Regions from separate parts of the Homo sapiens genome. Here regions 2 and 3 are each linked to region 1. The links are chromatin loops, found by intact Hi-C in ENCODE. Cell type or tissue: heart right ventricle. All regions are shown on one strand. Links, peaks and the distances in the headings refer to the core of each region. The heading gives the core; the rest is flanking DNA.

Region 1 (10,474 bases), core at 863-8,862:
CGACACACTCAGGTGAGAAAGGTGTACTTGTCCCAAGTGCTTTCCATGCCTTCTTCTTCTCCTCTTATCTGGGAAGTTGAAACTGGCAGGAGGCATTCTGATGGGTTCAGAGAAGACCTTTATACAAAGGATGCACAGAACAATTGAGGCATGGGCCTGACCTCCAATGAGGGTGGGTCCCAGCCAGTCCCCTAACAGCACCTTCCTCTCTGGGGTGAGACAGATGGGCAAGTGTCCCTTCCACTTCCTGACTTGTGCAGGTCAAAGGAGAACAGAGACAACTGTGTGACGAGGGAGTTTGGCAGTGACTGACCCCGGCTCCTGCCTGCTCCGCCCAGCGGTGCCCAGCTCTCCTCTCTGCAGTGAGGCAGGGCCAAGGCTCCCTGGCAGGAGTGGCGCAGGGCCAGTGCAGGCCGGGGCCCAGCATCAGGCTCTGCCTCAGTCCTTTCTGAATGGCTGCACCTGCTCCACGCACAGCCAGAGGCCTGACTGCCCTGAGCAGTGCCTGCCAGCAAGACCGAGGGTAGGCGGGCTAAGCACCTGTGGCCTCTCCTTTCATCTTTAGGACAACCTGGGAGGTGAAGAGTGGTGCTGTCTGAGTTGAAGCTCCAAGGCACAGAAGGCGTTGCCGGGCTCACGGCAGTGAGTGGCAGAGGGTGTGCTGGTAGCCACTGCACCTCAGCACTGGAATGTTCCTGTCTCTTTGGGGGTGGGGGCCATGCCACCCCATTGCCTCTTCCCACAATCCTTACCCTTTGCTCTGGTCCCTTTCTAGGCTGTCCTTGGTGAGCAGAGGTGAGCAGAGACTGGCCAGGGGCTGGAGCAATAGGCAGAACTGTTGTGGCATCTTGCCACTAGCGGTTGAATGCTACTAACACTGGTGGGGTTGTGGGGAGGGGTGTCCTTCAAAGTTCTCCTCAGTGGTGTTCCCTGGGGCCTGGGAACCCTTGCCTAGAAACAGTGGTGGTTTGTCTCCATGAGGCAGCATCAGGAACATCTCTCTCATCAGGCAGCATCGGGAACATTCACTGGATGGGCACTTTGTGTTGCCCACCGAGTGAATTCAAAGGCAGCTCTCTCAGGAGGGAGAGGTAAATGCTGTCTCCCCCAGCCTGGTTATGGGTGAAGGCAGAAGCTGTCCCACCCAGCTCCTCTCGCCTTCTTCCTCCACAACGAGCTCTCCATGAGCCAGAGCAGGGAGCACTCCTTCCCAGGACGCTGCTAGGGGAGAGGTTTGCCAGGGCAGGGCTGGAATGCGGGCAAAGATAGAGGCCACCGACAGGGATCGTTATACTTTTAGAAGTCAGAAAAATTGGGACAGGCGGTGTCTCTAGGACAGGCTCCCTGGCCTTTTTCATTTGGATGGTAAGAACTCATCTTTTAAAAGTGGAGGCTGCCTGCTGAGAAGTGGGACAATCCCATCCATGGGGTCACGTCCGCAAGAGTCCCCCGCACCCCTCCATCCCTGGAAACCAACAGCTTCCTCCTCAGCCCGCTCCCTCTGACGTAGAACTCCTTGGGAAAGCAGGATACTGCTTTTAAAGAGTAATCATTGACCTTGAACTCTTAAGATGTGTTTCTCAATTTTCCCCTTTTATCACTATCCGGCTAACATTATGCTGTGTCGTTTCTTGAGTTCCGGTATTTAATACAAAATGTTGAATGAAAACATATTTTGTAAACAGGCTCTACAACTGGGTATGGGAGAAGGGAACATTGTGTCAATCCTGCCCGTCCTTTCTCTAGGCACTTGAAAAACATCCCTGGTATCCCAGCAAGCAGGCAAGATATCACTGTTGCATTCTCTCAACATTCCTGCTCCTCTGGTGCATAAGGCCAACGTGCCTGGGACAAATGTGGTACAGTGTAGGAGTGAAGAATATGGGCTGTGACTCAGTCAGATTAAAATCTCAACTCTGCCACATGCATGAACTGCATGACCCTGTGGGAGGTACTTTTGGAGTCTTGGTTTCTTCATCTGTAAAATGGGAACCACTATCAAAAGGAGGTGAGTGGAGAGACTGCATGTAAATGGAGAATGCATGTAAAATGGCACTGAGATGCACACAAAGGATCAATACATGGTGTGCATTGATCCGATTTGCCGTTCATCACTTGAGCATCTCCTAATTGTGAAAGTCCTGGGGTGTGCGTTCACAGGCTGGTGCAGGTTCATGCTAGGGGCAGGCCCTGTGAGACAGAAGCCCCCTCTTCCTGCAGACCTCCCTGACATCCGCACTCCATTCCTCATCCGTCTCATCTTTCTTCCCAGACTGGTCTTCCTCACTCCACGCCTCCTTCTTTCTCCTGGAGCCCAACTGCCTCCTCCATGGCCCTCCAAGTCCCCACTGCATCAGGCAATCCTTCATGGCCAAGTGTCAGCATCACCAATGCTTCTGGGACGACAGGAGAGGGGAAAGCCACTGGTCTCAACCAACCTCTCCCCTCTGCATTTATCTCAGCCCATCCCCCAGACCATCCTTCAATCCTCCCCTACTCCATAAAAATATTGCACCAACTCCGCAGCTCACATTTGCTCATTTGGTCTGCTTGACTTGCTTACCGCTGCGGTCTCCCTGTCTGAGGCCTCTACTCGAATTGGGATAATTTTGTCTGTGCTTAAAGGCACTGACCTTCCAGATCCCCGGACTTCAGGAATTTGTCCTCATCCCCTCATCAGTCTCTGAAGCACAACCTTATTCAGGGATCTGGTCTTGATCGTCCTAACTGTACAGGGCTGGCCAGTGGGTTTCCAGACCTCTAAATTACTATACCCTTCCTATGCTGTCTGGCTCTCTCTTTCCTTCTCAAGGCCAGCCTGAGAGCTAACAGAATCAGGATTTTGCTTGAAACATGGAGGAAAGCCCAGAGCCCTCCATGGAATCAGCTACTTTCTCAGCATAACATCAACCGACAATAGAAATCAGACCAGGTGTGATCATCATCATGAACATTTATATTTATTTATCAGTTTTGCAAGATCCTATCAAATAAATAATTTCACATATTTCATCCACTCGATAATTAAAATAGTCAGTAGAAGAAAAGACCTGAATGAAGAGCCCAGACCTTTATATTTTCATAGGGATTTGTTTCCCTTTTTGTGGTTCTCATGCACTTACCTATGAGAAATTCCTACAAGCCACTCTTCCTGTTTCAAGACTTTGAAGAACAATGCCTCCTGCGAGTCAGTTAATTCAGAATGGTGGGTTCAAGACAGCCCAGACAGCAATTCTTAGGCCAGCCAAGATGCACCCCATCACCCCTCTCATCTGGTAACAGTCCATCTACGGCAAGCAACTTCCCTCTTCTATGCCAGGGTCTCTCAACCAGGGGACTATTGACATTTTGGGCCAGAGCTTTCTTTGGGAAGGGGGAGGAAAGTGCTGTCCTGTGCACTGTAGGTTGTTTAGCAGCATCTCTGGCCTGTATCCCGCAGATACCAGGAGCACCCCACCCCTGCCCTGGTCATGATGATCCAAAATGTCTCCAGAATTGCCAAATATCCCCTGGGGGAGCAAAATCAACCACCCGACCACCACCCACCCACACACACACCCAAACTTCTTCCTGGCACATCCGTTAGTCCAAGATCAGTGTTGCAAACACCCTTCAGGGAGGACAGGGCTCCAAGGACCATCACCTTTGCTCTTTGTTACCCAATAGAGCCAAGAAAGTAGTTCCTAGCAGCAGCAAGACATGGGAAAACGCTGCCTGCCAGTGAGGCTTGGGGCTCGCAAGGAATACATCCTCACCAAGGCCATAAGACTTCAATTTGTGGATGCTGGAAAACAGGGCATCAGGGAGGCAGGGGTCCACTGCTGAGATGTGTGACTGAGTGAGGTGCAAGGACTGGAGAGGCAGGTATGGACCCTCACCACACTTGATCTTACCTGTGGAAGTCTCCCCAACTTGTGGAAGTCACCAACATAGGATCTGCCAACTGTGTTTGAAAACAACCCCCTCATGGATTGATTCCCCTGGGCTAGTGCACACAGTTCCTCTGACTGCATTCAGCATGCGTTTCTTGACCCACAGTGGACCTTCACAGCAGGGCCCTGGGCCATCTTCGCTGGCTCCTCTCAAGGACTAGAAGGGCCCAGCACCATCCCAGGATAGTCAAGTGCAAATCTCATCAGTCACCCTTCAAGTATTTAACAAGCCCACCCTGTAGATCCTCGCTACACACAGTGTCATCCACAGGCCGGCACAGGGGGAATCCCCTGGGAACTTGTCAGAAAAGAGGACTCTCAACGCCCTGCCCCAGAAGTTCTGAATCTAAGCCTGAACTTTAGCAAATTCCCCAGCTGCTGTCCATGGACATGAAAGTTGAGAAGCCCTAATGGAAGTAATGCAGGAAAGGGAGAAGAGGATCTCCTTCCCTCTAGAAGCTCACACTCCAGCAGAGAAGATGGGATATATAAAAATGAAGGTCAGTACGGTGGCTCATGCCTGTAATCCCAGCACTTTGGGAGGCCAAGGTGGGCGGATCACGGGGTCAGGAGTTCAAGACCAGCCTGACCAACATGGTGAAATCCCCATCTCTACTAAAAATACAAAAATTAGCCAGGCATGGTGGTGCACGCCAGTAATCCCAGCTACTTGGGAAGCTGAGGCAGGAAAATCGCTTGAACCCAGGAGTTGGAGGTTGCAGTGATCCAAGATCGCGCCACTGCACTCCAGCCTGGGCAACAGAGCGAGACTCCGTCTCAAAAAAAAAAATACACACACACGCACACACACAAATTAGCTGGGCATGATGCCATGAGCCTGTAATCCCAACTACTCGGGAGGCTGAGGCAGGAGAATCGCTTGAACCCAGCAGGCAGAGGTTGCAGTGAGCCGAGGTCACACCACTATACTCCAGCCAAAAAGAAAAAAAGGATATATAAAAATGAGGCAAGGGAGCAGAGTGCAAGTCTACACCACCAAGCATGTTTTGGGAGGACGACACCTGGATGCTGAAGACCAAGACTAAGAGCTGCCTTAGCCACTTACTTCTACTGAGCCTCAATTTCCTCATCTGTAAAGTGGGAATAACACTTGCCCTGTCTACCTTACAGGATTGTCCTAAAGATCAAAAAGGATGGGAAAGCACTATTCTGATCTAAAGTACTATTTAATGTTAAAGGTACTCTAAATGCTACAGAGGTTCAGAGAAGAGAGGGCTCCGGGTGACTGGAAGAGTCTGGGAAGATCCAGCAGAGGGAGTTGGGGAGCTGGGAGTACTGAGTCATATGCTAAACCAGGTGCTGCAGTAAATAAAGCAAGATGGAAAAGTGCACATGCTGACCACTGCACCCAACACCGCCTCAAGCCTGGGCCACAGGGAGCTCCCACTGACCTACTTTCACCCACTAACTCCTCACAGTCTATGGAAGAGTAACACAGTGGGTCTCAGAAACACATACAGTGTTCACAAGTGCTTTACAGAAGACACAGAGCAAGCAGAGATGGTCTCTGTGGCAAGGCTGGCAAGAAGCTCAATTGCTGCAAAAGTTATTAACTCTGGGTTGGGGTAGAGGGCAATGGACTTTTTACCATTTTTCAGAGCTGACCTGTGAGGATGGCTAGATACTGCAAGAGGATGCCTGGAGGAGGGAGAGGTAAAAGAAATGAGCCAGTAATTTCTTGGGTAATAGTTTTCCTAGATAATGTTTATGAGCATTTGCTATGTACTTGATGTTTTCATACTTAAAAAAAATTAAACCTCACTATGATCCTATCAGGCAGGGACTTTTGTCCCCACTTCACAGATAAAGAAACTGGAGATTTAGAATTTGAAGCCAGGTTGGTCTGCTTTCCATAGCCCATGATCTTAACTGCAAGCTAAACTTACAGGGTCGTCTGAGAATCTCTGTTCTTCCCTGTGCAGTTGAAACAATCAATGTGGCTGTACTTTTGTTGTAAGACCTGGCTCTTTCCGACTCGCTGACGTTTGCCATGCTTGTCCTGAGCTTCTCCAGAGAAATGCTGTCTTCTGGCAGGAAAAGATAAAAACGGCTGATATAAATGAGTCACCACACTCGCTATAATTAACAGTGATGCAAGAGCCAGATGCAAAATAAGAGGGGCCTCTGGACCTGACTTTTAGGCTGCCCAAACTTTGAGCTGCACTTCAATGTAAAACAGTCTCCATAGCTAGGCTTCCATCTGTTTGAGACGCATTTTAAATGAAGAAATAAAACCCGGAATGCATGCAAGCCCCAAGATAATGGAGCTGAGAGGGGCTGCACCAAATTAATCTCCTTATTTACAATTCAAAAACCATACACCAGAACAGAAAGAGAGTTTATAGTTTATAGATAATATAGATCTTTGCTTTCACACTCAGTTGCCCTGGAAAGGCTGAGCAGTTTTCAATCTGCTGAGCTGATTTATAGCAAGTACAGCTGTAAATTCAATTGTACTAGGTGTTCAGCCTATGCCCTCCCAGTGATGTATCTGAACTTTTCAAAAGGACTAGTTGTCATTAACATCTCTCTATTTTCTTTTGCTGATCTGGGATGATGGGATGCAATGACAATCTGCTTAAAATAAACCTTAAAACCTTAAAACATAATCACCACATCATCCACAAACCCCATTCAACCACAGCATGAGCACAATCACTCTGTAACACAAGGTGAAGATATTCTCTGTTGCTTCTAGGACATATAAGTCCCTCCTGAAGTTTGACAGAGAGAAATAAATTGTGGTCAGGACCTGGATAGGCTCACTAGTAGCCGTCGATGTCGGTGGCGTCTTCTCTTACCTGTTTAAAAGAGGCTCAGTGGCCTTGAGATTTGAACACAATACAGCTGATGGAATCTTGCCACTTTCCTTTTGAATAGACTTTAATTGAGAGCAAAGTGAAAAATGCAGGTTACAATTTTAAGTGTTATCATCAATATCTTGTAAGATCAACACCCAGTGATGCATCTAGTACTTATACAGTCCTAATTTTAGTTGTCAAAGAGCAAATCATTATCAGACATATATTTACACAGTAATTTCAAGCAACGGTAAATAATAAATTCCCTCCCTTAAAAAACAAAACACAACACAACACACACACACACACACACACACACACACACACGACCATCTTTAAACAATGGATTTCCTCACCCAGTAAGTCTCATTTTTTTCACATATACTTGTAGACCCAAAGGTCCTTAAGTTACTTAAAAACAGTCTTATCAGTGGAGATCCTGGACCATCCCCTATTTTCTTTTAAAGTCACTTTCATTTTTACAACTTGAAGCCATATACCAGCATGGTTTTTATACACTAAGGACACTCCCAGTGATGAAAATGAATTCCCCTCCATTTGTGCAAGGAGGTATGTACATCTATAAAGACACATATGATTACCACTCAAAAGAGTCAAAAACATACACAAAAAAATCTCAGATCTTCATAGTTTCTTAAGAGCAGTGTGCCAGTGTTCACATTGAATTAACTGAATGGTAAAATTCTTTTAGATTTCTATACAGAGGTACTGGTTAGTTCTGATTTTTTCTTCAGCTGCTTGAAATGCATGAGCTTTAAAAGTTGCCTGGCAGAACTACATCCTGCTTTCCAGGTTAGCAGCCTGGCTGACCTCGGGAATGTTAGACAAGATTCACCCCCGATGCCTTGCTCTCTGATTTATTTCTTGCTGTTGCTGTTAGTAAATGGAAACCATGACAAAGTTTACATTAGCAGACACATACACATGCCCTGGCCTATAAATATTCCATGATAGAAAATGGTACAATAATTCCATCCCCAGCGAAAACGAGCATAAAAAAAGAAGGGAAGGGTCAGGGGGACATGATCAGCTATGGCTCTTCTTACAGTAGAAAATCCACACCAAATGGCAATGGGCTTTTAACTAACCAGACATTGTTAGCTGCTTCTCCAGGGCCTGTGAGTCAACTAAAAGTAGGCAGGGCAGAGACCAACTCTTCCAGGCACACCTGGTAGTTTCCAGAAGCACCGGTATCTTGTCTTGGAAGTTGGATGAAGAAGATCAACTGAAGTTTCCTTTTTAGTGAGGAGGAGTGGAGAGTCAGACTTGAAAGCAGTTCACACACTGTGCTGCCTGGGACACTGAACGGTCCCCGAGGGAGACCCCTCAAAGCGCCAGCTGGAGTTTGGTCATGTTTCTCTGATGCATGTTGTGATGGCGGACTAATTCATCTGACCGGGCAAACTTTTTCTGACAACTTGGCCACCGACAGCTGAAGGGCTTTTCACCTGTTGACACAATTGCCAGTCAGAGACACTTGCAACAAAGAGACAGGCACAAGTTCAACTATCAAGGCCCGAGTGAAGTCATCACAAGGCACCCACTCTGAATTTCCCATCATTCTGTCCCTGAGCTAACCAACTGAGCTCATTTCCCAGGCAGCCTTGAAACAGCAGCACCTCTTGGGGCTTTAAGGATCGAAATATTGTAAAAAGTTATATTCTTAGGTCAGAAAACTTGGAAAGTGGGAGATAAAGAATGAGTCAAGTTGGGGGAAATGTCTGAGCAATTCATAATTAAGGGGAAAAACGTTTGTTTCAGTCTCTGCTGATAGAATGTTTTGTGAACTGTGTAAATTTCTCCCCCTTGTTGAGTAAGTTGGGAACTGAGATGAACTGGGCTGCAGAAGCCTCTGGGTCATCTACCCTGGGTATTACTGAGTGATCACTGTCCAGGGATCTCAGCTGTGACTGAAGCTTTTAACACTTCTATCTGTGTAGATACCCTGGATGGGCTGGATACTTTAAAATAAATCACTGATACCAGTTTACATGTTATGTGTTGTTTTTTTTTTTCTCTTAAAGTGTTACTGAGAGCATAATCCTGTTATATGGAAGATTCTAGTTGGGGCGTGGTTCTTAGATTTTTAATAAGCTTGCCAAAAGATTGAGGCTTCTCCACCCAAAGAGCCCTCAGACATTCTTTCCAAGCCTCATTCTCATTAGGGAGAATAACTACCATTTATTTGATGCTTAACATATGCCAAGCCTTGTGCTGGGCTTCACACACGCACACACACAACCTCATGTACTCCTTACAACTGCCCGTAGGGGAAGCGTTATTATCCCCACTCTACAGATGAGGTAGGACATCTATTGAGGGCAGATCCAGGCAGAACTCAAATCTCCAGGTCTGTCGAATTCCAGAGCCCGTGCTCTTCCCTGTATCACACCTCCCAGGCCTAGCCATGATGGAAAAGCAGCTGCAGCTCCATCTTAAGGAAGAATGCACAGAAGCTAAACCCTGTGCCACCTGACGGATCTTCTCAGATACTGCTGGTCCCACTTGGCCTTCTCTGAGAACTACTGGTTTGGACAAGCACTGAGAAATGTCCCAGGAGGGCTGGTGTCCCAGGGTCAGACTGGAGGCCAATCAAATGTGGTATTAAACAGTCTGCTGGCAAAACAGGTCATGTCACACTTACTTGGGGAGTGTGACAGCCGTGTCAAAGGGACTATAACACTTTGCCACCGAATTATGAGCTCAGGACTAAGTTAAAGAAGCATCAAAGGCACCTGAGGAAGGGAAGCAAGATCCCATCCTGCCAACCATGGGCCACAGGTGCCTTGGCTCTGTTTTTAAATGCAGCCAATTTGGGCGAAGAATCTGGGGCTGCTCAGGGGTTTGTGATGTCATGTTTTCCTTCACTCGCTGTTCCTCTGCTCTTCCTGGCCTGGCTCTCACTCTCCAACCCCACCTCCAGCAGTGCTGTTAAGGGCTGGCTCCTAATGGACTAATCCCAACCCTGTCTCTTGTCATCTTCATTCCTCTCAGTCTCTCAGTGGTGTTCAGCTTTGCTGACTTTGATTCTCTACTTGACTCTCCATGCTCCCTGGACTGCAGAGTAAATATCTGCCCCTTCTCCAATAAAGAAGCAAGTGGGACAAGGTGGGCTGGAAGCAGACAGAACTGGATTTGCTCCTTACTAGCTTTGTGACTTTAGATAAGCCATTGAATTATTATTGCCTCAGTCTCCTCATCTGTAAGATGGGAATAAAACATGCCTACCTCATTTTTTTTTGTTTGTTTTGTTTTGTTTTGTTTTGAGACAGGGTCTTGCTCTGTTGCTTGGGTTGGAGTACAGTGGTGGGATCACAGCTCACTGCAGCCTCAGCCTCCCAAGCAAGGTCTAGTGAGCGTCCTACCTCAGCCTCCCCCAAATAGCTGGGACTATAGGTCCACACCACCATGCCCAGCTAGTTTTTGTATTTTTTGTAGAGACAGGGTTTTGCCATGTTGCCCAGGCTAGTCTTGAACTCCTGGGCTCAAGTGATCCACCCACCTCATCCCAAATAGCTGGGATTACAGGCATGAGCCACCACAGCCGGTCCTACCTTACTCTACTTACAAGCATGTTGTGAAGATAGACTTAGATAAGCTAAATATTAACGCTCTTTCCAAAGGTAGAAAATATGCAACAAAGGTGGTGCTATTTTTATTATGAATCACACCAGCCTTGCAGAAAGCAAAAACCTTCAG
Region 2 (10,474 bases), core at 1,453-9,452, 49 kb after region 1:
GGGGTCTCATTCCTCTACAAGTTCCGGAGTCTGTGGCCTGAAGTCCAGACACAATGGCTAAGGAGAGCTGCTCCTATGGGATCCTGGCAGGGCCACCCCAGCAGCCTCAGATCCTCCTGGCCCAGGACTGCCCTGGGTCTCCAAACTTCACAAAATTCTCAGGAGTAAATTGGGTCAAACAGCACCCATTCTCCCACTCTTGCACTATTTGACCAAAGTGCCTCCAAAGACTTAAGCAGGACTCAGCCGATGAGCAGGACCCAGGGCATCGTTACCTCCATTTTCGAAACACACACGGACGCTCATGCACACACACCACCACCCCCCGCCCAGAAAAAAAAAAAAAGAAAAAGAAAAAAAAAAAGCTTCTCTGGGGCAACAGAGGCATGAGCCTGGAGGGTGGTGTGGCAGAGTGCAAGGGAGGGAAGGAGGGGGCAAATCCTAACTCCCGGATAGTACAGGTCCAGGCTTAAGTCTCACACACTGCTCAGCACCACACACTGGGGATTTGAGAAGCCACTAGCTTTTATCATATGACCTCGAGGGCCTCCATTTCTCTCCTGCTAAGTGGGCAAAGATAACCCCCGGCCCCGTTAGCTCTCCTGCATGGGCGAGCACGTTTGGGCTTCCACAGACTTCCTTTTGAAACCTGAGGCCTGGCCTTCTTTGAGGCCTATAGATGAGCTTACAAACGAAATTTGGCTCAGGGCACCCACTATTGCCCGGAGTGAAGGCCGAATTTCTGAAAGGACACTAAAAAGAGAGAGAGAGAAAGAGAGACAGACACAGAGAGAGAGAGAGAGAGGGAGGGAGAGAGAGAGAGAGAGAGAGAGAGAGAGAGAGAGACGAAATAGAAGCTACGAAGAAGTTTTCTCTAGACGAACCCTTCTCCATTCCTGAGCCCAGGAGTAGGCAGGGACCCAGGGCACTGCACAATCCTCAGAGCCCTGCTCCGCAACTGTCCGTGCCCGGCGAGGGCCGTGGGTCCCGAGTCGCGGCACCCACTCTCGAGACGTCCGTCCGCACCCCAGAACTCGGGCCCAAGGATGCCCGTGGCCCGCGAGCCCTCCTAGGCCTCCTCCCAGACCGGACACGCAGACCTCGGCGGGCAAAGACCGGCCTCAAACCCTCTCCTTCAGGTCCCCCCGGGAGGGGCAGTGGTGAAAGCGCCTGCGGAGCGGAGGGAGGTCTCTTTTAATTAGAAGCTTATCGGACACGGGTTTGATTAGAGCGCGCTGTCCCTGGGCCCAGCGCTTGGCCTGGCGCGGAGAGTGCGGGGGCAGGGGCCAGGGGAGGTAAAGCTGCCGGCTGGAAGGAGCAGCGTGTTCAAAGGCTCCTTGTACAGGCCTTGGAGGGAGAGAATCGAGTGGCCAAGGTAGCGCCTTTCCCACGGTTAGTCCCGGCCCGGGAGGGGAGCGCAACCTTGACCGTGCGCTAAGAGGCGAGACGCGCTCTGTGCCCTCCTCCCCCGCCGGCGGCTGCAGAGAAGCCGGGAACCGCCTGGCCTGGCCGGGCCGTGAGAGCTGAGGGGTGAAATGGACAGCAGGCTCAGCCAGGAAGGTGCTCAGAAGGCTGAAAACGATGACTGCAGCTGCACTGTGATTGGGGAAAACCTGTCCCCCAACAAAATACCCTCTCCTGTGTGACCGGAAGAGGGAGCCTTTGGCCCTCGGGCGTCGCAGGCCTCCGCACCTGACCCTAGGGTGGCCTGATGATCCCAGGCCTAATCATGCCTTAGGGTTCTGCGAGCCTGCGGGGCTGCGGGATCAGTGGACTAGCAGGCAACCTCTTTTTTTTTTTTTTTTTTCCGAGACGGAGTTTCGCTCTGTCGCCCAGGCTGCAGTGCAGTGGCGCGATCTCAGCTCACTTCAACCTCAGCCTCCCGGGTTCAAACGATTCTTGTGCCTCAGCCTCCCGAGTAGCTGGGATTATAGGCGCCCGTCACCAAGCCCGGCCAATTTTTTTTTTTGTATTTTCAGTAGAGACAGGGTTTCACCGTGTTGGCCAGGCTGGTCTCAAACTCCTGACCTCAGGTGATCCAACCGCCTCGAGCCACCGCGTCCGGCCCAAGCAAGCTTTTTTCCCCTCCTCCTTAAGCCTTGCATCTAGTCTGGGGCTACTCAAGTCCTCACCCCACATCTGCCCTCACAAACCCGTCAACCCCCACACATGGACTAAGAGTTTGGTGCCCCTCCCGCAGGCCAGAAGAAATCCATCTCAACGGTGGGGCCAAGATCCCTGGAAAAGGAGTAGAAACACCCTAGCATGGTCTGGGTTCAAATCCCACCTCTGCCACCTAATCTCATAGAACCTGGATTTCCTCATCCAAAACAAGGGGCCTCTCCAGGATTAGCTGGTGAGCTTCTTGCAAAGGTTCTCGAGGCCATTGTCTTAATTAATATTCAGAACCCAGTGCCTGACCAAGTAGGCGATTGATGTTTGCTAAATTAATGTTTACAAGATTAGGATGCAAGATATAATATTTAAGAATTTAAAATATGAACATGCTTGTGAAGTTTTGGGCGGTTGTGAGTGGGTACCAACAATTGCCCCTGCCTGTGCACCATGGCTAGACTGCCCTAGGGATCCAGAGACGGCCTTGATTCCTCTCCCCTGGGGTTTGGCCTTGGCGCTCTGATGGCCATTTCCACATTTTTGAGAGTTGATGCCCTTGCCTCTCACAGCCCAAGTCTTGGGCCAGGCCCTGCATTCCTGGGGAAGCAGCAGGAACCCTGGAAATCCAAAGAATAAACCCAGAATCTCGAGGGCCACCCTTGCCCACTCCAGGATAGCAGCCGGAGCGCTTCTCACATCCAAGCTGCCCAATGAGCCTCAAGGGCTGGGTAAGATGGACCCATCTGTTTTCACTGCAAGACAAAACTTAAACCTGGAGATGGTGCTTCCAGGCTATATGACTTGAATCTAGGGCCCTCTCTCCATTGGGCTTTTTCTCCAGGGTGGAGAAGAAGGATACATTCACCTACTAGTCCTGGTCCCCTTTTAACTTTTTCTCCATGGCAGCCACGCCTGTATATTACAGAAGAATCCAGATATTTTCCAGAAGTGTAATGCCTGCTGGCTGCAAAACCCACAGTCCCACCCCCCACGACATGTGATAAGATCCCAGGCACCAGACCTGCCCTGAAAAGGGCTGGACAAGGGACCCAAACGAAGCGACAGAACCCAGGTTTCAAAAATCCCCTAGAAGTACTAAAAAGATAATGGCGTAGTAGTATTTTGTGCCCCAGGGGCATGGATTCGATGGTTTCTCAACCGCCTCCAAATAGCACACATGCAGACAGTGCTCTCGGATTCATTGTTTCTCAGTCACAGATGTTTAGATGGGTTGCCGAGTTCCATATTTAAAGCCCCAAGAGGGTGGTGGGTAGCGCTTCTGCATCTATGGAGTATAACTTCAAGCCGGACCCAATCTCCAGGTTGCCCATCTCAGCTGTCCTCTTATAGACGGGGACACTGAGACCTAGAAACTCCCCAAAAGTAACACCAGCCTGCTAAACAAAGGTGGCGCGATCTGATCAAAGAACACAAGCCTCAGCGACCAGTAAGTTGTCCCAACGCCCCTTGAGTACAAAACACTAATTTCACTAACTAAAAGCATAGAGTGGAGGCAACCCTTGGGTCTGCTTGCGGTTCCTCCACAGGACAGTGATCCCAGATTCTCCCGAAGAAAAGGGCGGTTTCGATTTCTCCAAGGCTTCGCGGGGGCCGGGTGCTCCTGGTTAGGCTAAGGTAGGAGCGGCCTGAAGACGCGCGTTTAGAAGGCGCGGGTGAAGGCGGGCAACAAGGGCAGAGCCCTTCTCCCGAGCCTTGGGCGAAGGTACCTCCTGCAAAAGATACACTCTGCTTCCCACGCATTCCAAAAACATCCCGGTCCCTAGGCCCTCGAGTAATTTTGCTCCAGGAAAAGCATCCGCCATTGTATTAGTAAAGCGTTTACTAAATTACCGAATCAAACCGAACTGGCTTAGGTTCTCAATAGCGTGGAAATCCACTGAAAATAAATGAAGAGGGCAAACTACAGGGGCTCCGCAGGTTCGGGTCCGCGCCGCCCAGGCGAAAGAGAGGTGGGCGGGCATCGGCGCGGGATGAGAAACCAACCTGATACTTATCGTGTGCCGAGTTCCCTCCTTGTATCCTGACTAAGCACAGCGAATAACCCTGTCCTTGTTCTAACCCCAGGTCTTGAAGAAATACTGTCCCAGCTGAGCCCCGCGTTTACAAGATGAAGAGGCGCCCCAGATGCGCTGAAAGAAAGGCCAAAGCTCGTGCCTCCTTCCACTGCCTGCGGTAGAACCTGGTCCCGCATAGCTTGGACTCGGATAAGTCAAGTTCTCTTCCATCCCCAGAACCTGCGTGGCCGCCGCCTGAGCGAAGCCCAGTGAAGATCCACTTCTGTATTACCATACGCGGGAGCTATCCACGGACACGACGCTGTTCCAGAAAGCCATTTAGTTACTGGAGGTGCATGTGCTCATTCTAGTTCTCTACGATACTTAATGTGCACCTAAGTGTGTGCCAACACCGTATTATAAGGGCTGGAGGTGCTCCTGGACATTTTAGCGCTGCGGAGGCAGCACAGCACAGGCGCTCACCCCCGCGCTGGTCCCACTCCGAATCCAGAGTCCAGACGTCTGAAAAGCGCTACGCTTGGTGACAATTTGGCGTTTCCTTAATTAACAAAACTCTCCCCAAGGCAGAGCCAGACACTGCGCCGGTCTCCTGGTTCCACTCCCGTGGGGACTAGCAGTCCCGGAATCTCTCGGACTCTAAGGGGCCCCAGACGCCCTCCCGGCTCTTGCGAACAGTCAGGCTCCTAGCTCTGCCTGGCTTTGGAGGATGTCGGGGGCCAGTGCCTGCGTGCACTCCCACTCTCCGGCCTCCTCCCCAGCCGCCGCTTCCGCTATCCTCACGGCCCTTGGGAAGCAGCTGGGTAAGAGCTGCGGTCAAAAGGGGTAGGAGAGGGGGGTGTCCTAGAGCGGAGAGTCCCTGGCGCCACTGCCCCGCGCGTAGGGGGCGCTCCCCGGCCTACTTACCCTGATTGCGAATAGCGGGCTGGCTCTCGAGGCAGCTGGGCAGGTAGGGCGCGTTAGGAAACATCCTGGCCTGGCCGGATGACGCCTGGCTGGGCGGAGGAGGACCGAAGGGCCCGTAGCGACAGGCTCCGGCTGTGCCAGTGAACTGGCCGGAAAAGTGGACAGTGAAGGCGCTCAGGCACTGCTCCTCGTGCGGCTCCGCGCCGCCCCAGCTCGGCTCCTGTTTGATGAAGGAGTGAGGCGGCGGCGGCGGGGGTGGCGGCGGAGCCGGTGGCGGCGCGGGGCCGCCCAACGACCCGTAAGCCGAAGCGCCCGGGGGCGCAAAGTCCAGCACCGGCGCCCACTGCGCCGCGCCGCTCACAGGCAGGGCACAGCCGCCGCCGCCACCCAGGGAGGGGACGGCGGGCAGCAGCGCGTTCAGGTCCCGCACGTCGGAGCCCATTTGCTGCGGCTCAGACCCGGACGCCCCGCGGCTCCTCCGGCCCTGGAGACGTTCAGCGCTGGCCTCGGCGGCGCCTAACTTGGCCCAGATGCCGCCCGGGTCCCGGACTCCCTGCTGCTCTGGCTGCTGTAGGCACCCAGGCCCGGAGCGGAGCGTGTGCTGAGACGCCGGCTCCGGGACACACGTGGAAGCCGGGTCCTGCAGCAAGAGGAAGTCCAGGATCGCGGCGAGGAGACGGCGGGGCCCGGGCGCCTGGGCTGCCGTCCCGGCTCTGGGTGGGTGGGTGGGTGAATGAGTAGGTGGGAGGGAGGGCGGGAAGTGGGGGAGCGGACAGGCGGTCGGGTTGCGGAGAGCCCCCGGGTGTGGGCGCTGCCTTGAACTCCTTACCCCAGCTGCCTGGCTGCCCTCAGCTTCCCAAAGCTCAAATAAGAGGGGCCGGCGGCGCGGGGAAGAGGAGGAGCCAGGAGGCTCGGCCGCTCCATTCACTCAGCAGCCCAAGCCCGGCCAGGCAGCGCGCGCTGCTCCTTGGGGGCGCCCTCGCAGCTGGGGTGAGGGCGGGTCCGAGGGAGCGTCCCTCTCGGAGACACCCTCCTCTTCAACCCAACACGCGCTCTCAGCTGGCCGGTGTGGCACAACCCTCCCCCCACCTCCCCTTCTTGGCCTTCGCCAGTGTGGGAGCCTCGTCTCACTGGAGAGTCCGTTCAGGTAAGCAGTGAGTCCGGGCAGGGTCGAATGCGGTGGGAGTAGAGATGGGGTTGTTAATCTAAAAGAGTGGTTTGGAGGGAGGGGCAGGTAGGCTCCAAGAGGGCGGGAACTTCAGGAAAGCGCAGAAAGAACTCAGTCAAGCTTCAAAGAAGCGTATACCCTTGCTTTGCACCCTTGAGTCTGGCTCTTGCTTCTAGAACTGTCGGGTAGGGGAGTGGCCATGATCTTGGGGTCACTGGGGAAAGAGGTGGCCCTTTGTGGGTTCCAGAGGTCGGGACTGAAAGCGAACGTCCCTCAGTTGGGTGGCCGGGAGTTGCACCAGTTATAAGCCGGGCGTATTTCGATCGGCTAGTAGTTGTTTACTTGGTGAGGTTTGCGCCAGGCGGAAGGCGGTTGCCGCCTACCTAAAATTGGAGTCAGCAGCACTTAGTTTCCCTTTCCAGTGAGGAATATCTAATTCTTCTACGGTTAAGCCGGGAAAACAGCGGCTAGTTTAGGAGGGAAGAAAACCCTTGGGCAAACGCCCAAAGCCTGCGTATATTCCGGCCGGAGCATCCTGGCGCCCAGTTTGGGGAGGAGGGGTGAAGGGGAGGGTTTGGATACGAAGCCCGGCAGGGAGCGGGTAACTCCTGGAGCCACTCCGCCGAGCACTGCCTGTGGCCCTGGTCGAGGATACCATTCTGGTTGCTCAGTGATTGACCAGGAGGCGGAAGCCAGTTAAGGGGACCAAGGAGTGGAGTAGGGAGAACCTCCATCGGCCCACGGGCGCGAGTTAGTGTTCGAATCTTTGGGAGCTCGAAGAGCTTCGCTAAATCTGACTCCCTTCGTCTAGTCTCTGTTTGGCAGCCCCCGCGCCCCAGAGCAGGTGTTTGGGGCGGGTAGGGGGTGTTTTGGTTTGGTTTTTGGATCTTCTAAAGGAGTCAGTATCTATTGGGAAACAACCCCTAGGCAAGGAGAAGAACCGGGGGCCGGAGCGGAGCGTGTTTCAGAGGTGCGTATAAAATCCCAGGGGCGCCAGGAGGCAGCAGCGACGGCGCAGCGTGGGACGGCCAGGCGCGACGGGAGGGAAGCAACCGGTTGCAGTCCGGCCTCCTGTACCTGGCTGGCCCGGGCTGGGGCTGCAAGCTTTCCAGCCAAACTTATGTGAAGCAAAGTAGTTGCAGTTTGACAAAGAATGGCGTTTCAATAAATGACATAGTAATTTTTTACGCTTTGGTTTTTAGCTTGCATTGCATAAACGTTGTCGCCATTAAATTCTGGCTGCGGACCCGAAGTGTGTGCGGGCCCAGGACTTACTCGAAGGGCGCACTTCTTGGGAATGCGCATCCCGTAGGCGCAGGAGACCCTGAGGGTAAAGATGCGGCACTTGAGCCCTCCGCTTGCCTCCCAGGCCACCTTTGCTGCTTGACTTTGCGTCGTCTCCACTCAGAAGCTTTTAAAATTATTATTAAGAAAAGAAAGATTCTACAAGACACTGCCCCCACGCTCTCTGCTCAGTCCTCTCCCACACGATCTATCCCTAAACCTTTCGCGGGGCTCGCGCGTTTGGTTTTTTGAGTGGAGAAAGGACTCTCGAGACAAAATTCACTGCCAGTTGCCCTAAGAACCCCCCAGATCCCTGTATCTCCCTTCCTTCTCCCCGCCTATTATTTCTACTTGGAAGTCGTTTTTCTTAACTAGGACTCAACTGTGAGGGGCGAGGAGCCCTTTATGAAAAGCCGGGGACTTTCATTTCCAAACGAAAAGATTGAGATTGTTTCTTCTTTTACCATCCTTGGCACTTTTAGCGGGGGGAGAGGAGGTTATCTGAAGGGAGGCTGGCTTGAATGTGAGTCGTTGTGTTTGTGAAACCCAGGTAAGGCAAAGACACGTAAATCTCTGCCAACATTTTTCAAAAATAAGTTTTTGCCCCGGGGTGAGGGATGTAGGGGTGGATAGGAGGAAAGGAGAGCCAAGCAAATGTAGAACTCCTCTCTCCTCTGCCATTTATTTTCTCAGAATCCTTGTGGGGGCGGGGAGGGGAAGAGCACCGGTGCGAACCCCGGGGTGCCCCCTCGCCCGACTTGGACTTCTCCGACTAAAGAGGTGGGAGGAGTTCCCTGCAGCCTGCGGGGCCAAGAAGAAAGTGCTAAGCTGAGGAGCCGCAGTCGGAGGACCCCAGGGACCCGACAGGAAGTCTCCGTACGACCCCAACGGATCCACATGCCCGGAAGCCCAGGCGACACTAAGCCAGCGCTGGGGAACTGACGTACTCCTGCAGTCGCAGGGCGCTCCATGCCTCTCTGTCCTCTTCTTTGTTGTGGGTAACGTTCTCTGCGGGAGACCTGAGGTTTTCCAAGGGGGACATGCCAGCTACACTGGCCTTGGCGCCCTGAGCTAAGCACCAGGACTCACAGCCTAGCACGAAGGCAGGTAGCACCTTCACCCGCCGCGGACGATAGGCGCTCTCCTGTACCTCCTTTAGCTCGCGAGGCCCGCCCTTCGCGAGGTCCCAGAGAAAAGCAGGCTGTGGAAAACTGGGCGCCCCCTTCTTTCACCCACCTTCTTACCCCTGTCAGCGCCGAGATCTGTAGCAGAGGTTCCTGGTCTGAACCACCGATTGGCAAAGAAAGCTGCAGATTAAACTTCTCGTTTTACAGAGAAGGAAACTGAGGCCCAGACAGCCGAAGGAGAGGCAGTCTATGGAGCGCAGCGGTAAAGAGCAAGGGGTTGGTGGCCCCAGAATGGAACCTCAGCTCTGCCAGGTAACCAACAGCTGTGTGACCCTAGACGAGTTCCGCAGTCTCTCTGAGCCTCAGTTTCCTTACTGGTCAAACGGGATAATGGGATACTAGCGCCCACCTCATAGAGTTGTTCTGAGGATTAGATAGGAGAGCAGTGTGGGCCTTTGACTCAATCAACTTTACAGTTTTTGTTACTACTACTGTTTAAGGACAGGAAACAAGTTAGTGGCAACGCCGAGCTGAAACCCGGGTCTCTCAACGTCCAGTTGGAGGTTTTACCCACCACCCCTCTACCTCTTCAGAGCTAATGGGATGCAGAGGCGAGGACAGCCCCTGGAAAACCATGTGGCGTTGATACACTGGCAAAGCGCAGGCATCCCGGCCTCGAAGGTGCATAATTATTGCAATATGAAAAAATCGAGGCTGGGTAGGAGCAGGGCAGTGAGGATTTCTCAACCCTTACTTTCACCCCGGCGCTGTCCACTGCATCTGACAGAGCGCGGAGCTGGGCTGCTACAGCCGCAACCCCAGGGACCAGTGCGCACGCCTGGGCCGCCCTCCGGGAGTCACCCAGCGGCCGCGGACAACTGAATAAACACCCCAAAGCGCTGCGGTCGGTCAAGGGCGGGGACAGCCACACTGCGCGCGGGGCCCGCAGGCCGTAATAAAGAGTGGCTCGACCTCGCTGCTGCCTGTCGCGGGAGAGGAACAAGCTTTCGACTAGCGCCTCTCCCCGGGGCCCGCGCCCCGAGCCCCACGCGCAAGACAGCCCAACAGCTGTTCCTCCCCTCCCCGCCGACTCCAACTCTTCGGAATCTGCCCACTCGGGGCTGCAGGGCAAGTGTTTAGGATGGTTCCCAGCCCCGCGCTGGCGGTGAAAATTTCAACGTCATTCCTTCAATTAAAAAAAGGGGGGGGCAAGGGAGGGGCTTTGTGATAACTACTCCCAGCTTCTTCTGATCATTTCAAAATTAAGTCGATTTTTTTTAACCAGTCCCCACTTACTGTCCTAACTCTCCTCGCTGACCCTATCTGGGAGCCCGGAACCGTTAGGTACTGCCGAATGCGGTGCAAAATTTCCCCCTCTCCCCCAGTTCGCAGTGCCTGGAGCCGCTGGGGTTACTCGTCTGTTCTGATGCCACCGCGAGATGGTCCCCGAGCTCCCCGAGAGTCCTCAGTGAAAGGATTCCGCGGCACTGCCTCTATTATTATACCGTAAATCTTTTTAAATTCTGGAACTAATTATATAGAGGATATGTCTCAATTTGTTCTGCATTAATGCCACAGTGGGGATGGAGGCCAGGCCGTGGCCAGAGCAGATACGTAGGCCCATGAAATTGATGAACTGAGAGTTGCTTCCAGTCCTGAGCGCACCATCTGGAATTCCAGTCTGAGGTTACAATTAGAACTCCTGACCCCAGATTCAACTTTGCAAACAACAGGGGAAAAAAATGGGGAAAAGAAAAACCACGAGAGAGGGAAAAAAAATTATTCTGCACCTGTAAAAAAAAAAAAAAAAAAAAAAAAAAAAAAAAAGTCACACAATCTTA
Region 3 (10,474 bases), core at 1,016-9,015, 180 kb after region 1:
CTTTTTTTTTTTGGAAAAAATAAGATGCTTTTTGACACTTCAAATATCAAGATAAATTCAGCCAATTTAGACTTGGCCCATCTTTATACAACATTTTTAAAAGAGGAGGGCACTGTTATTGGTATTGTACTTTATGTGTGCGTGGTTGGAGGCAGTTCATTTAAGGGATAAACATCAAGGCTAAATCTGTGGTTTTATAAATGTAAACAAACTGGTTTGATTTTAGCTATGACCAAACAGATATGCTCGGAAGAAATCTTTGTTCCATCCCGATCCATGTAACTTCCAATTTCCAAGTGGTAGACACGATAGATTAGCACTCAGCACTCAGCATCAGTCCAAGTTCTTTCTAAATAGTAGCGTTCTTATACAGCAGAGGCCAGGAAGCAGAAATGACAGCTCCTAGAGTCACTTGAAGCTAAGTTTGTGATTTCCTAGCATTGCTGTAACAAATTACCACAAATTAGGTGGCTTAAAACAATAGAAATGGCCCAGCACAGTGGCTCACGCCTGTAATCCCAGCACTTTAGGAGGCTGAGGTGGGTGGATCACGAGGTCAGGAGTTCAAGACCAGCCTGGCCAAGATGGTGAAATCCCATCTCTACTAAAAATACAAAAATTAGCTGGGTGTGGTGGCGCACATCTGTAATCTCAGCTACTCGGGAGGCTGAGGCAGGCGAATCACTTAAACCCGGGAGGCAGAGGTTGCAGTGAGCAGAGATTGCCATTGCACTCCAGCCTGGGCAACAGAGCAAGACTCCATCTCAAAAAAAAAAAAAAAAAAAAAAAGAAAAGAAAAGAAAACAAAAGAATAGAAGAGAAAAGAAAAGAAAAGAAAACAATAGAAATGTATTATCTCACAGCTCTGGAGGCCAGAGGTCCAAAATCAATGTGTTGGCCGGGCTGTGCTCTCTCTGGGGGCTCTAAGGGAGATTCCTTCCTTGCCTCTCCTAGTTCCCCATGCTGCTAGGCATTCTTTGGTTTGCGGCTGCATCACTCCAATTTCCACCTCTGTCTTCACATGACCTTCCCTTCTCTCTGTGTCTTCTCCTCTTCTGTCTCCTGTAAGGACACTTATCATTGGATTTAGGGCCCACTCAGGTAATCAGGATGATCTCACTTGAAATTCTTAACATAAATGCATTTGCAAAGGCCTTTTTCTCCCCAAATAATGTCACATTCTTGGGTTCCCGGTGGACCAGTCTTCTGGGGAGCCAGCCTTCAACCCACTGCGCCAGGGCTTCTGGATGTGAACTAGGCTCTGTCCATGAGATGCACTGTGTGGAGTTGCAAGGCAGAAGTGAGGAGGGAGCCATCTTTCTACTGCTCTGGCTGAAGCTGTTGGCCATCACAGGTATGGAGACCTTGGGATTTACTGAAGCAAATTAACGGGGGACAGCCTTTAAATTAGTGAAGGTCAAAGGCAATTGCAGGGCTGTGCAGTGGCTTCTTGATTTCAAGAGTGCAGCTCCAGCTCTGTGTTCTTCAAATCAACAGGGGCCTGATGATCCCCACCTTCCCGAGTGGAGCAGATGCAGCTCCCTTTTGAGTCAGTTCTTCGGTGTTGTGCTGGGAGCTTCTAGGGTCCAACCTAGAACCTACAACTTTAGTATATAATTCCCTGTATTAAATCCCTTTCTGCTTAAAATAATAAGTTAGTCCTGTTTCCTGCAACTGAACTCTGCCAATACATTTTTTGTTGTTGTTGTTGCAGCTGAAAGTAAATTTTTAATATTTAAAATAGTATAATTTTACCCAGCACTTTGGGAGGCCGAGGCGGGTGTAACACTTGAGGTCAGGAGTTCGAGCCAAACCTGGCCAATGTGGTGAAACCCTGTCTCCACTAAAAATACAAAAATTAGCCAGGCGTGGTCGTTTGCACCTGTAATCACAGCCACTCAGGAGGCTGAAGCAGGAGAATTGCTTGAACCGGGGACGTAGAGGTTGCAGTGAGCCGAGATAGTGCCACTGCACTCCAGCCCAGGCAACAGAGCAAGACTCTGCCTCAAAAATAAATAAAATAAAATAAAATAACATAAAATAAAATAGCATCACTTTAGATTCAGCTCTGTATACTGTTTTAGGTTTGGCTCATGGTAAGTAGGCCAAAAAATGATTTGAATAATGAAACACAAGAGTTTTTTTTTTTTTTTAGACGGAGTCTCGCTGTTTCGCCAGGCTGGAGTGCAATGGCGCGATCTCAGCTCACTGCAACTTCCACCTCCCTGGTTCAAGCAATTCTCCTGCCTCAACCTCCCAAGTAGCTGGGACTACAGGAGTGTGCCACCACACCCAGCTAATTTTTGTATTTTTAGTAGAGACAGGGTTTCACCATGTTGGCCAGGTGGGTCTTGAACTCCTGACCTCATGTGATCTGCCCACCTCGGCCTTCCAAAGTGCTGGGATTACAGCGTGAGCCACCGTGCCCAGCCTAGGAGATTTTTTTAGGGTGATAAAACTATTCTGTATGATAGAGTAATGGTGGATACATGATGCTATACATTTGTTAAAACTCACAGAATTTCACAGCACCAAGGGTGAACCTTAATGTATGCAAATCTTTAAAAACTCACTTAGGAAGCTGGGGATCTTCTGAAGAATATGACCAAAGAATCTAATCTATTGCAATTATATAAAACAAGCCCAGGCACGGTGGCTCACGCCTGTAATCCTAGCACTTTGGGAGGCCGAGGCTGGCGGATCACCTGAGGTCAGGAGTTCAAGACCAGTCTGGCCAACACGGTGAAACCCTGTCTCTACAAAAATACAAAAATTAACGGCGTGGTGGCCTGCATCTGTAGTCCCAGCTACTTGGGAGGCTAAGGAAGAAGAATTGCTTGAACCCAGGAGGTGGAGGTTGCAGTGAGTCAAGATCATGCCATTGCACTCCAGCCTGGGCAACAGTGTGAGACTCTGTCTCAAAAAAAAAAAAAAATTAGCAGGGCGTGGTGGTGGGCACCTGTAATCCCAGGTACTTGGGAGGTTGAGACAGGAGAATCCCTTGAACCTGGGAGGCAGAGGTTGCAATCAGCTGGGATCGTACCACTGCACTCCAGCCTGGGCAATAGAGCAAGACTCCATCTCAAAACAAAACAAAATAACTATATGAAACAACCTCACTGAAGGATTGGGAAGGAAACATGCCAACCTAAGTAAATTTGAACATGAGCAGAATCTCTAAAATTAAAGGCAAAAGGAACTTTTTTTAAAAAGTATTTTTAAAAATTCCCTTTTAAGTAATTATTTCTTTTCTTCATTCTTACCTGGGGCATTCTGTGTAGAAGATATGAGTCCTGTCTTTTTCTCATAAATAAACTGCATATTCTCAAAAATGTAAAAGGTTTTCCTAAGCTAATGCAAGGGTTGTAAAATGGTGGTTCAAGGGCCTGATTCAGCCTACAGATATATTTTATTTAGTCTTCACAATGTTTTAAGAATACTGGAGTTAGTTGTTTATGTTTCAAAAATCTGAGGATTATGTACAGAGATATGGATTCCCAGCTTTTCTGAAGAAAATCAGAAGCTCTAACAGGACTAAGCCCATATTCACATCTGATAGTGTGCACGGCAACGGTGGTTATAGCTAAGAAGATGCTGGACTCTTTTTTTTTTTTTTTTTTTTAAGAGATGGAGTCTCGCTCTGTCACCCAGGCGAGAGTGCAGTGGTGCGATCTCGGCTCACTGTAACCTCCGCCTCCCGGGTTCCAGCAATTTTCCTGCCTCAGCTTCTTGAGCAGCTGGGACCACAGGCGCACGCCACCACACCCGGCTAATTTTTTGTATTTTAGTAGAGACGCGGTTTCACCGTTTTACCCAGGCTGGTCTCGAACTCCTGAACTAAGGCAATCTACCCACCTCGGCCTCCCAAAGTGCTAGGATTACAGGCGTGAGCCACCGCGCCCGGCCGATGCTGGACTCTTTAGAGAAGGTTTGTTACTCAGTTTGTCACAATTTCCACTGATTAGGCCCACATCACTCACGTAAGTTACCTGCATGCCCCACACGCATCTGACTTTGCAATCACCACGATATTGGGAAGATTCAGGACAATCCAGCACTGCCCCCATCTGACAGCTTCCTCTTACCCGTGTTTCCCAACGCTTCCTAACTTGCTTACTGTTTTCCCAGAGGAAAAAAACCTGACAATGTGTGACTTCAAATAGCATCCTTTGCATTTCAGAGAACATCTAAAAAAGACTATCTAACTGAAAGCAGTGACTTTTTTTTTTTTTTTTTTTTTTTTTTTTTTTTTTTTGAGATGGAGTCTCGCTCTGTCTCCCAGGCTGAAGTACAGTGGAAAGATCTCGGCTCACTGCAAGCTCCGCCTCCTGGGTTTTACGCCATTCTCCTGCCTCAGCCTCCCGAGTAGCTGGGACTACAGGAGTGCACCACCTACGCCCGGCTAATTTTTTGTATTTTTAGTAGAGACAGGGTTTGACTGCGTTAGCCAGGATGGTCTCGATCTCCTGACCTTGTGATCTGCCCGCCTTGGCCTCCCAAAGTGCTGGGATTACAGGCGTGAGCCACCGCGCCCAGCCAAAAGCAGTGACTTTTTAATGACAACCATCTAAGCACCATAGGCCTATCCTTGCCCACAAGAGTTTACCTCACTATTCTACCTATTTATGAGCTAGGTGTTAGGCATATTCTCTGTATTGAAGCTTGAGAGGTAGTATGTTCTTAATCAGAATCAAGATTCTTTTTTTCCCCTTAACATAGGCGTAATAATAGCGAAACAGACCAACTAGTGAGTCTTTAGTGCTGAAAACTACTCGTTAAATTTATTGGTTCTTTGATGTCCGATTCATGGCAAACTCTCATGGTTATTTTGCCAAAGGAAGTCAAAGTCATCATGTTGCATTTTTTAATGGGGATTGATACACTTTTATGAAAGGAACTTAGTGGGATTTTTAAAGAACATCCATTTCTCTTCTTCCTAAGTACAGTAACCTTGCCGTGGCCCCTCCAGGCCACTCAACACCAGTGTGAATTTGTTGTTCTCTCATAAATTGCACAACCCATCTGACAAAGTATTCTGACTTTTTCACCTAAATATCAACAACTTTCAATTATCCAGGAGAAAAAAAACATCATTATCAAAAGTGTTTCTCATACTGATTCGACGGAAACCACTGGCCATACATAGCAAAAATAACAAGCAGCCAAAGTTTAGATTGGGACATTCATCTTTCCTTTGTGATAAAAAGTTAGGCTGTGACTTGGGAACGCACGACACGCTTCATTGGCAGAAATGCTCTCGTTCTGCTTGAAAGCGTGGGTACTTCAGAAGTGCCTCCCCTTGCTAGGATGAGTAAAAACAATATCATTTTCCCTGATAGCTGCTGAATTGAAGTGAAGGCTTATTTATTTAAACTTTTGAAGCATGAAGCAAAATGCAGCCAGTGTGTACAATGTCTGTCTTAGAGACCATAAGTCAGAGATAAGAGTTTATGAAGCGTTAGATCAGCAGGATGAGTCCTGCTTTCTCATGTAAACCACACAGAGCAGAAGGTTGCAGCATCAGCCTCTGAATCCCCCTTAAAAAGCAATGGTTTGAGCTCCTTCATTCCCACTATTACACAATTCCATTACCGCTCCTTTCTTTACAAAAATATGTTTTGAATTATTCCACTACTGATTGTTGGTGAAATGCTCTTTTATTACTTGCTAACAGCATTTGTTATTACCAAGAGTAGTGAGTCTGAAAGCCTTTGCTCTTCACCCATCCCAAGGTCAACCCCACACAACACCGTGGGGTTGCCAAATCCCATCATATCAGCAGCTGACTGCTCCTGTGAGCTTCACATATTTCTTAAAACCTGGCTTGGAGGCCTGCTACCTGACCTCCTGCAGCGGAACCTCCTAGCAAGTTATCTCCAGAGCTGCTTGAGCAAAAGTTCAAGTTGCTAAAACAGGTGTAAAAGGTGAAGTTTAACAACCGCCTTGTTAATTAGTCCTTTTACTTTCACCTAAACACAAGCCCTGCGCTAGATCCCAGGAACCTTCTAAGGTGCACAATTTTTCTTAATTTTTTTGTTATGCTCCAAAATACACTGCCCTACCTCCCATCTCTCATTTTAGGATGAGGCTCTGCATTTCTTTCCTATTGTGGCTGTAACAAATGGCTACAAATATAATGGCTTTAAATAACAGAAAATTATTCTCTCCTAGTTCTATGTTTTTATTTGTTTTTTTGTTTTGAGACAGAGTCTCACTCTGTCACCCAGACTGGAGTACAATGGTATGATCTTGGCTCACTGCAATCTCCACCTCCTGGGTTCAAATGATTCTCCTGCCTCAGCCTCCCGAGTAGCTGGGATTACAGGTGCCCGCCACCATGCCCGGCTAATTTTTGTATTTTTAGTAGAGACGGGGTTTCACCATGTTGGCCAGGCTGGTCTCGAACTCCTGACCTCGTGATCTGCCCGCCTCGGCCTCCCAAAGTTCTGGGATTACAGGCGTGAACCACCAAGCCCGGCCTAGTCTCTCCTAGTTCTGAAAGACAGAAGTCTAAATTGAGTTTTAGGAGGCTAAAATCAAAATGTCCACAAGGCTGTTTCTTTCTGGAGGTTCTAGGGGAGAGTTTGTTTTGTGTCTCTCCGGCTTCTGGAGGCTCAGGCGTCCTTTGGTTTGTGGCCACATCACTTCAATCCCTGCTTCCGTTGTCACATTGCCTTCCCTTTCTGTTGTCAAATCTCCATCTCTCTCCCTCTTGTAAGGACACTTGGGATTACGTATAACGTCTACCCAGATAATCCAGGATAATTTCCACACCTCAAGATCTTTAAGTTAATAAATCGCAAAATTTCTTTTGTCATATAAAATAACATTCAAAGTTTCCAGGGATTAAGTTATGGACATCTCTGGTGGGAATGGGGGTGTCACACACAATTGGCCTATCATAAGCCCTAAGTGCAAATTAATGTTATTGCTATTATTTTCTTCAATATAGTAAGTTTTCTTTTTAAACTCACGTGTTCAAAGAATATGATGCTTTATCAAAGTAGTAATTCTCTAGGGAAAAAATCTTCAGGAGTCTGTGGATCCTTACAAATGGATGGGGCTCTATTCAAAGGATTTTATATTGAACCTAAAAAAAAATTTAATTCAATGAAGTCCTATTTCCCCTACTTCTCAGATTGTGGTTTCTAAATACCATTTTCCTCTAAAATGACCCAAACCTTCTTGGAGAAATAGCTGATTCCAGGTCCACGGTTGGAAATCTACAGGATGAGCCTGCAATATCTTTCTGTGAAAGTTAGAATGCCTTCAAAGATGCCTGAGGTCTCTTAAAAGGACCCAAGAGACAACTTGAAAAAGCTCCCACTGGCCAGTAATCCCAATGGATGGAAATACATCAAATATACATAAATTTGTGAATTTAAACTGATATTTTATTTTATTGTGACAGAGTTTCACTCTTGTCAGCTAGGCCGGAATGCAATGGCATGATCTCAGCTCACTGCAACCTCTGCCTCCTAGGCTCAAGCAATTCTCTTACCTCAGCCTCCCGAGTAGCTGGGATTACAGGAGTGCGCCACTACATCTGGCTAATTTTGTGTTTTTAGTAGAGACAGTGTTTCACCATGTTGGCCAGGCTGGTCTCAAACTCATAACCTCAGGTGATCTGCCCGTCTCAGCCTCCCAAAGTGTGGGATTACAGGCGTGAGCCACTGCGCAGGCCTAAACTGCTATGTTAAAAAGACCTTCCTTGTTACCTTTGAAGAATGCTGGGGAATCAATTTACTATTTAGAATTTGGTAGATAAAGGGAAAGAAAGAAGAATTTATCCTACTTTTCTTGGGTGAACTATATCCCAGAGTAATCAAGTAGTTGATGACAGCAAGTTTCTTTTTGTAGAATTATTTCAGCTGATAAAAGATGAAGGAATTCTGGAATTAGAAAAATCAAGGTAACCCCTAATTAATTACAGGATTCTGCAACGCCTAATGGATTAATGGGTCTAGATAATGTTGATTCATGGCTGCTAATATCACAAAAACTAAAATAACCAGGCATAGGTGCCTCCTGGTAGAACTACACACCCACAAACCATTACCTATAAAACATCCCTCACACCTGTAATCCCAGCACTTTGGGAGGCCAAGGTGGGCAGATCACAAAATCAAGAGATCAAGACCATCCTGGCTAACACAGTGAAACCCCATCTCTACTAAAAATACAAAAAATTAGCCGGGTGTGGTGGCACCCGCCTGTAGTCCTAGCTACTCAGGAGGCTGAGGCAGGAGAATCACTTGAATCTGGAAGGCGGAGCTTGCAGTGAGCCGAGATTGTGCCACTGCACTCCAGCCTGGGTGACAGAGCGAGACCCCATCTCAAAAACAAACAAACAAACAAAAAAAAAAACCACCAAAATGAATCTAATCAAAACTCTAGACCTAATAACCATATATATACAGGAAGTACAGGGGAGAAACAATACTAGATAGGTGCAATTTATAAAATTCATATGTGAAATATTCTACTGAACTAAATTGCAAGAAAAAAAGAGATGGAGGGGCAATTTATAAATTAAAAGAGATTCAATGACCAATCAATCACAAGGTTTAAATTCTAGTGCATCATTGTTCAAAAAACTGTAAAAATTGAACAATAAGAAAAATTGGACTCTGACCAGATAGTTGATGATGTTAAGGAATTGTGATTCATTTATTTAAGAGGTTTTTTTTTTGTTTTTTGGTTTTGGTTTTGGTTTCTTTTCAGACAGAGTCTCACTGTGTCATCCTGGCTGGAGTGCAGTGGTTCGATCTCTGCTCACTGCAGACTTCGCCTCCTGGGTTTAAGCTATTCTCCTGCCTCAGCCTCCCTAGTATCTGGGATTACAGGTGTGCACCACCACACCCAGCTAATCTTTTGTATTTTTAGTAGAGATGGGGTTTCACTATGTTGGACAGGCTGGTCTGCAACTCCTGGCCTCAAGTGATCCTCCCACCTCAGCCTCCCAAAGTGCTGGGATTGCAGGCGTGAGCCACTGAGCCTCGCCTTAAAAGACTATTTTTTAAGGGCAGTTCTAGGTTCACAGCAAGATCCAAAAAAAGGTACAGAGATTTCCCATATCCCCACCCGTCTCCACACAATCACAGCCTAGTCTATTATCAACACCTCCCACCAGAGTGGTACATTTCTTACAACTGATGAACCTACATGGACACATCATAATCCCCCAAAGCCCCTAGTTGACTTCAGGGTTCACTCTTAGTATTGTAAATTATATGGGTTTGCACTAACGTATAATGACATGTATCTACCATTATGGTATCATCCAGTGTATTTCCACTGCCTTAAACACTCTGTGCTCTTCCTATTCATCCCTGCCCCACACCCAGCCCCTGGCAACCACTGAGGTTTTATTGTCTCTATTGTTTTGCCTTTTCCAGAATGTCATGTAGTTGGAATCATGTAGTATGTAGAGCTTTCAAATTGGCTTCTTTCTCTTAGAAGTATGCATCAAAGTTTCCTCCATGCCTATTCATAGCTTGATAGCTCATTTCTTTTTAGAACTGAATAATATTCTATTGTCTGCATGTGCCACAGCTTATCCATTCACTTACTGAAGAAAATCCTTGTTGCTTCCAAGGCTTGGCAGCACGAATAAAGCTGCTATAAACACTTGTGTGCAGGCTTTTGTGTTTTCAGTTCATTTGGGTAAATATGAAGGAACACAACTGCTGAATCATATGACAAGAATACATTTAGTTTCTTAAGACACCACCAAACTGCCTTCCAAAGTAGCTGTAGCAATTTGCAATGGTATGGAGAGTTCTGTTGCTCCACATCCTGGCCAACATTGGGAGTTGCCAGTGTTCTGGGTCATTCTAATTGGGTGGATTGCCTGAGGTCAGGAGTTCGAGACCAGCCTGGCCAACATGGCCGAACCCCATCTGTACTAAAAGTACAAAAATTAGCCTGGCGTGGTGGTGTGTGACTGTAATACCAGCTACTCTGGAGGCTGAGGCAAGAGAATCACTTGAACCCAGGGGGCAGAGTTTGCAGTGAGCTGAGATCGCGACACTTCACTCCAGCCTGGCGTAAGAGCGAAACTCCATCGCAAAAAAAAAAAAAAAGGATTAAAAAATTAAAAATATTTGAAACAATAACATGCTTATTAAGTGTAAAGATCTTCCAACTAAAGAGTTAACTGTCTCTCAAGAGTTACACCATTCTCTCAGTAAACCAGACTCAACACCTTGCAGTCATCATTGATGTATCTTGTGTGCTATTTTGGTTAAATATTTTTTAAGTGGTTACTGTGTGCATGGCACTGAGGATACAGAGGGAATAAACACACTCTTGTTGGTGAAGGAGTAAGCCTAGTGGGTGGGAGAGATGGATCAACAAAAATATCTGGCACTCATTTGACTCAAACGCTTATGGGGAGATGTTGATCAAACGGTATAGAATTTCAGTTATAAGATGAATAAATTTGGCTGGGTGCAGTGATGCACACCTGTTA

What was found. Hi-C counts contacts between places; a loop is a spot of excess contacts. Peaks named below come from ENCODE experiments on the same cell type or tissue, not always from the same donor. Only the 100,000 strongest peaks of a DNase experiment are listed, where the experiment ranks them.
Region 2: it touches region 1 in a loop (6-fold over the local background); 14 of 110 quality-filtered maps call a loop at or near these places.
Region 3: it touches region 1 in a loop (2.6-fold over the local background); 9 of 110 quality-filtered maps call a loop at or near these places.

What each region holds. Positions count from the first base shown.
Region 1 is chr11:32,380,957-32,391,430 of GRCh38, forward strand. It overlaps WT1 (WT1 transcription factor), which reads right to left. Exons shown (of 10, transcript NM_024426.6): 10 at 6,819-8,223. The coding sequence ends at 8,102. Among named protein-coding and RNA genes, the nearest start is that of WT1-AS, 49 kb to the right of the region's middle. RefSeq lists enhancers at 5,917-6,061, 5,939-6,287, 5,939-6,196 and a cis regulatory region at 5,981-5,998. In heart right ventricle, for the core only: a CTCF peak has its summit at 5,195 (motif pointing right); a DNase peak (open chromatin) is centred at 5,302; H3K27ac peaks cover 1,433 bases.
Region 2 is chr11:32,429,646-32,440,119 of GRCh38, forward strand. WT1 (WT1 transcription factor) reads right to left here and starts at 5,894. Exons shown (of 10, transcript NM_024426.6): 1 at 5,055-5,894. The coding sequence starts at 5,715. It overlaps WT1-AS (WT1 antisense RNA), which reads left to right and starts at 5,873. Exons shown (of 5, transcript NR_120548.1): 1 at 5,873-6,201. RefSeq lists enhancers at 4,243-4,827, 5,935-5,967, 7,631-7,778, 8,368-9,225, 9,226-10,081 and 1 more, promoters at 1,203-1,594, 3,624-4,357, 5,695-6,893, 5,695-6,345, 5,987-6,089 and 1 more, a silencer at 3,535-3,672 and cis regulatory regions at 6,274-6,311, 6,296-6,422, 6,515-6,534. In heart right ventricle, for the core only: CTCF peaks have their summits at 1,629 (motif pointing right) and 5,033; DNase peaks (open chromatin) are centred at 4,956, 6,066, 6,606 and 6,809; H3K4me3 peaks cover 6,503 bases; H3K27ac peaks cover 5,871 bases; H3K27me3 peaks cover 8,000 bases.
Region 3 is chr11:32,557,996-32,568,469 of GRCh38, forward strand. No RefSeq gene overlaps it. Among named protein-coding and RNA genes, the nearest start is that of EIF3M, 21 kb to the right of the region's middle. In heart right ventricle, for the core only: a CTCF peak has its summit at 4,055; no DNase peak of the experiment used is centred there.